Linked DNA regions of Homo sapiens: region 1 is linked to region 2. A link is an interaction called in ENCODE POLR2A ChIA-PET data of the cell type or tissue named here. Cell type or tissue: HepG2. All regions are shown on one strand. Each heading gives the region's core, and the rest is flanking DNA. Links, peaks and the distances in the headings are about the cores only.

Region 1 (2,924 bases), core at 333-2,832, 80 kb after region 2:
CAATACACAGAAACTGTTCACTAATTATTTGTTGAATGAATATATGACAGTAAATTTAAACTGAAACATGGATTCAGTATTTTAAAATTCTGAAAAGTTATTCATCTCTGAGATTCACAAATGTGTTTTTATCATTGTAATTAACACGTTCTTAAAGCTATGATCTTCTCTATCTTTCCTTACACTGAAATATCTTCCCTTTGATTTAGAGAGATGGCTAAGCACAATCCCTTTTATGAAGGACATTCTACTGACAGTTTTTGAGATAAGATATCTACGTATTCTTATTTATTTATTTATTTATTTATTTATCGAGACAGAGTCTTGCTCTGTCACACAGACTGGAGTGCAGTGGTGTGATCTTGGCTCACTGCCACCTCCGCCTCCCAGGTTCAAGCGATTCTTGTACCTCAGCCTCCCCAGTAGCTGGGATTACAGGCAATCGCCACCACACCTCGCTAATTTTTGTATTATTTTTTAGAAGAAACAGGGTTTCACCATGTTGGTCAGGCTGGTCTCGAATTCCTGAACTCTAAATGATCTGCCTTCTTTGGCCTCCCAAAGTGCTGGGATTATAGTCGTGAACCACCACACCTGGCCAAGATACCCACATATTCTTGCCCTATGATAGCAAGCAAAAATAAAAATCTCTTGAAATCTCTTGAAAGATAAATATCTATATTAGTAAGTTCTTATATTCCATTTTGTTCTCTTTTAAGTCTAGATACCAAAGTTCAGGGGACATCAATTTTCAAATAATCTAGCTATTGTGCCAAGAGAGGACACTGCCTTTATGTTTGTTAGGCATGTAAAATGATGAATTAACTGTTGGGTTTATGAGTTCCCATGGGTAAGAGTGTTATAATTGTGGCCTCAATGGTCAATAGGCTGTAAGGGGCAGAGCTGGAGCTACAGAGCCTGAGAGATGAGATGGCAACATAGGCTCTGCCCAAAGCCTGTGACCTGAGAAAAGTACTGAACATCCCAGAATCTCTGTGTATTGAATTTATGACTTGGGAATTATAATGCTGATCTCACCAAATCTTTCAGTGAATTACATGAAGTAACAGCTGTAAAAACACCTGGCACAAAGCAGTCACTGCTTCTCCCATTACTCTCTCCCCGTTTCTGTATATCTTCCTAACTGCAGTATTGCTGAGCTGGTTACCCAGGTTAAGATTTTGATTTTGGTACACACAGAACAAAAGCACATGAACAAAATATAAAGTGTTATCTGTAGGCAAGTAGGATACGTACATTAAACAAAGCTTAGTATTCCATTCCATGTCAGAACAATTTGAAATTCTAAAAGAAGTAGGACTATTTCACTATTACTGTTAAGGTCTGCAGTACCTGGCTTATAGTTTTAGTGTATTATTATTATGATCATAAGCAAGAACAGGGCCACTAAAAATAGGAATCTGTTTTCAATCAAGTTAGAAAAGGCCATGAAGAGCTCTGAAATGTCTTCAGGTTTTGTATACATTTATAATTATCTGACAAGTATCTGCACATCAGGCATCAGCAACATCAGTAACATGGATTCTGCAAGGAGTCTCAGCTCTGCCCTGCCTCCCTTCAGCTATTTAGCCCAAATTAATCCAGGTCCTGTTATTATACTTTTATTTTTTAAAAGTCAGATAACTAAAATCAGTTTAAATTTCCCTTCTACACTTGTTCAGGAAATTGAAAGTTGCCAATGTGCTTTTAAAAAGGAAGAATGTATTTGTGTAGCAGATAAAGCTCTCCTAGGTTCAGAGTCCAAACCTGGGGAGGAGAGTTCGAGAGCCCAGACTTGACCCTGGGCTTTAAAACTCTCCTTTTGTGTGACTGTGGACTTACCCCTTAACATTTTTGAGTTTCAGTAACTGTGAGAATCAAATCGAATAATAAATGTGAAAGCACTCTGTAAACTATAAAGTACCACATAAATAGAAGTTACATATTAAGTACAATATTAAGTGTTACATATAGTATTAAGTGATAAGTACAATGAAAAAGGCAAAGTAATTTTCCTTAAGAATCCTGAGCAATTCTTAAAACTGTTGTTTAAAAATATTATCTATATTCCTAAGATCCAGATTTTGTGTGAAATTTATCTGAATGTCTCTTAAATTAACATCTGAAAAACTAGTCTTATCTTCATAAGTACCTTTGGGTCAGTTTATTAATCTGACATAAACACCCAAATTATTCCACATAATTTTTCACTGACTATTTTAGATAGGTCCAGAGCTTTTAAGAGCCATTAATTGGAATCAAATGTGTACTTACTGAATCCGAAACTGCTACATGAATAAAACTTTCTAGAATGGAAGAACTTAGCTGATCCATGACATCAATCATCGGCCTGTCGTCATCCTGTACAAAGGGGAGGCGATTACTCTCTATGGGAAAATGAATCCTCCCCACCCACCCCACCGCCTTCGTCTGATACATGAAGCAGAACAGCTTGTGAGATAGTGATAAGGGTTTTCTCACAGAAAAGTGAGTGCCCAGAGGGTGGAAGGCAGTGAGTAAAACTCCTGTGTTTCTGAGCTTCATCTTTCAAGTTTTAGTGGAAGATAATTAGAGCTCCAATTTCACATTGTACTGAAAAGACATATACCTGAATTTCAGACTCATACATGTACATGAGAATCTACCAGTGCCATACATTATTCACTACAGTGTTCATGTTATTAATTTCGAGGAGTAGAAATTCTGCAAGAATATGCTTTGTTAGACTGCTAACTAAAATGCTACTTATTTTAAGTCATTGATCTGTTAAAATAACTGATAAATTGTTTACTGTGACTGAATTTTAGTCCCAAAGAAACTAGACTGACCACACACTCTTTGTAGTATCTACATAGTATGTAACTATTTGATACAAGATGCAAATTGGAAAGGGCACGAGAGAGTATCTTAGTGAAAATTCTATG
Region 2 (2,924 bases), core at 253-2,752:
GCCAAGTATGCCTAACTTTATCAGATGAAGATATACTAAAATTATTCACCAATGACAGTACAAGGAGACTCACATTTACAATGCCAACTATATGCCTGACACTTTGCTAGACACTATACATTGGTTATTTTATTTAATCCTCATGTCAGCTCTACAGGCAGGTAGAGGTTGAGTATGCCTTATTCAAAATGCTTGGGACCAGAAGTGTTTTGGATTTCAGATTTTTAAAAATTTTTGAAATATTTGCATATACATAATGAGATATCTTGGGGATGGGACCTAAGTCTAAACATGAAATTTGTTTATGTTTCACATACACCTTAAATACACAGCCTGAAGATAATTTTATACAATTTTAAAATAATTTTGTGCATGAAACAAAGTTTTGACTGCATTTTGACTATGACCTGTAACATGAGGTCAGATGTGGAATCTTTCAGTTGTGATGTCATGTTAGTGTTCAAAAAGTTTAGGATTTTGGAGCATTTCAGATTTTGAATTTTCAGATGAGGAATGCTCAACCTGTATTCTTATACCCACTTAATAGACAAAGAAGTGGAAAGCAAGAGGAATTGCATCCATGCTTAAGGTCATATAGCTAAGGTCAGTGGCAGAGATGAAATTCAAACCTGGAGCTGTTGGACTCTGAAGTTCAGGCATCTTCACTCTTCTACTCCAAGAATGCTAGAATCCCTTATTGTGATTTTATTGGGAAGTAGCAAAACATTCTCAAATGCCTTATTTTATTTGGATAAAATGTACACTCTCAGCCCCGTGAGTTTCTTCTTCTAAATTTTTTTTTTTTTTTGGACACAGGGTCTCACTCTGTCATCCAGTCTGAGTGCAGTGGTGCAATCACGGCTCACTGCAGCCTTGACCTCCTGGGCTTAAGCGATATTCCCACCTCAGCCTCCCGAGTAGCTGGGACCACAGGCATGTGCTATCACACCTGGCTAATTTTAAATTTTGTAGAGACAGGGTCTTGCTCTGTTGCCCAGGCTGGTCTTAAACCCCTGGACACAAGTGATCCTCTAGGATGCCTCAGCCTCCAAGAGTGCTGGGATTACAGGTGTGAGCCACTGTGCCCAGCCAGTTTCTTATAAAATCTTAACAATGAAAGATAAAATAATCACTGTGATTTTTTAGTTATTGCTGGCTAGGACAATAAAGAGAAGACCAGAAAAAAAGGTGTAGTATTCCTTATTTCTTGTCCCTGAAAAACATTAGTATAATATTTATTTTTAAGTAACGGGCATCCCAGATTTTTCCTTCCTTTATTTTGATAGAAACTAAATTTGTGAGCTGTTCTGAAATTGTGTCGGATTACTTCGCTTTACATCATTCCTGCTAGGTCGTTTCACATAACATTTTTCTCTGGCCGAGACAGGAAATGATGCCTCTCTTGCTTCATCCGTTTTTTCCCTCCCTTGTATAACTTCCAGAGGGAAACAGGTGTCCAAGCTTGAATTTTAACTGAAGAGCAAACATTAGGTCAGTTGTCAGATCAGGGAGCTGGTCTTTTGACACTAGCTGAACTCTGAGCTCTGTCTCAGAGACATTTTTGAAAGTATTCAAAACAGTTGTATTTTGCTTTAGACTTAAAACAATCTTCACTGCATTCAGTGAATGCTTTCTCTATCATTTATTATGGATCACAGAAACCTGCAATACTTTTTATTGGTTCTTAAGCAATTCAAGGTGAAAATTAAGCTGGCAGTTATTTTAAGGATACATGATAGCAGTGCCTTTATACTGCTTACGGACCGGATCTGCTCAACTTGTTTTCCAGGGAAAGAATTGGTGAAGAACACCTTCTTTATTCCGAGGACATGATTCTCTCCTGCTGGGGCAGACATCCAGGGTCATCAGTGGGCCAGGAAGGACAAAAGCAAAGGGCTCTTTGGCTTCAATTAGACATAGGCGGGTTGGTCAATAATAAAATCCTTTTAGGGAAGGTAAGCAGCTACTTGAAGCATCATTTCCCACAAGCCTGTAGTTAAGTAAGGAGGTGCCTACCTACTGCAGGAAATCCTAAACTTGGGATCTAGGCCTGCCTCTTCAATTGTAGGACTAGCAGAGAGTCGTTTGGGAAATCTGGTGCAGTTAAACATGAGCTTGACAACACCATGAGCCCGGTTCCGAACGAGGCACCTTTGCATCATCCAGTCTCACTTAAGTGAACTGAGTTTTGATCCCATGAGGCAAAAGACGGCCTCTCAGGTGGAACATGCCTCTAAGCTACTGAAATGAAGGTGACTGACAGGTGATGCTCCTCCTCTCAATACCTGTTTTTGCAAACATGATTCATAGCTGAAAGTATCTTATTACCATGATTATCATCCAAAATAAATGAATCTGCATTTGCCCACTGAGACTTGAATTTGGCTGCTCCAGTGTCTAGAACACCAGCCACCGAGCTAAGCAGAGCAAAGAGCTCTCTTGTGTGCATTGCATTTTGTTTCCAGTTCTAACGATTTCATCAAGCACAAAAATGTTTGATCCCTCAGGCTCTGGTCTCATGTTGTAGCAGGCAAGCTTTGAAGGAATTGAATTAGAGAAACTTCACATTAGAAATGATTAAATGCTTAGCATATTTTACCCAGGTACCAGTGAACAGGCTAAGAACTGAAATGTTTTTTGTGATTTTTTTTTTAAGTCCAGCTTGGGACTACACACACACATACAGTCTTTGTGTGGTCATTAAAACTCAGGTCTTTGCCGTTTAGAAATAACTTGGCAGCTTTTGCCGTGGGCTCAGACAGGAAGGGTGTGGTAACTTTTGCCAAAGTTTAGCTGCTGTACTTTGAATAAGTTGATTCAAAATAAAGTTTACAACTTTCCAATTAAAGATCTTGTTACAAAAACTCATTATTTAGCAGGTAAAAAGAATAGTTTCATTAGTCAAGGAAAAGGGTGCGGGGATT

What was found. Peaks named below come from ENCODE experiments on the same cell type or tissue, not always from the same donor. Only the 100,000 strongest peaks of a DNase experiment are listed, where the experiment ranks them.
Region 1: POLR2A ChIA-PET joins it to region 2 with 5 read pairs; 4 of 35 experiments call an interaction of 5 or more read pairs at or near these places.

Annotation. Positions count from the first base shown.
Region 1 is chr13:32,174,983-32,177,906 of GRCh38, reverse strand. FRY (FRY microtubule binding protein) reads right to left here. Exons shown (of 61, transcript NM_023037.3): 20 at 2,275-2,361. Among named protein-coding and RNA genes, the nearest start is that of ZAR1L, 140 kb to the left of the region's middle. In HepG2, for the core only: no CTCF peak of the experiment used is centred there; a DNase peak (open chromatin) is centred at 1,756.
Region 2 is chr13:32,254,419-32,257,342 of GRCh38, reverse strand. All of the region lies in intron 51 of FRY (FRY microtubule binding protein), which reads right to left. Among named protein-coding and RNA genes, the nearest start is that of ZAR1L, 59 kb to the left of the region's middle. RefSeq lists an enhancer at 2,518-2,924. In HepG2, for the core only: no CTCF peak of the experiment used is centred there; DNase peaks (open chromatin) are centred at 882, 1,462 and 1,822; H3K4me3 peaks cover 1,079 bases.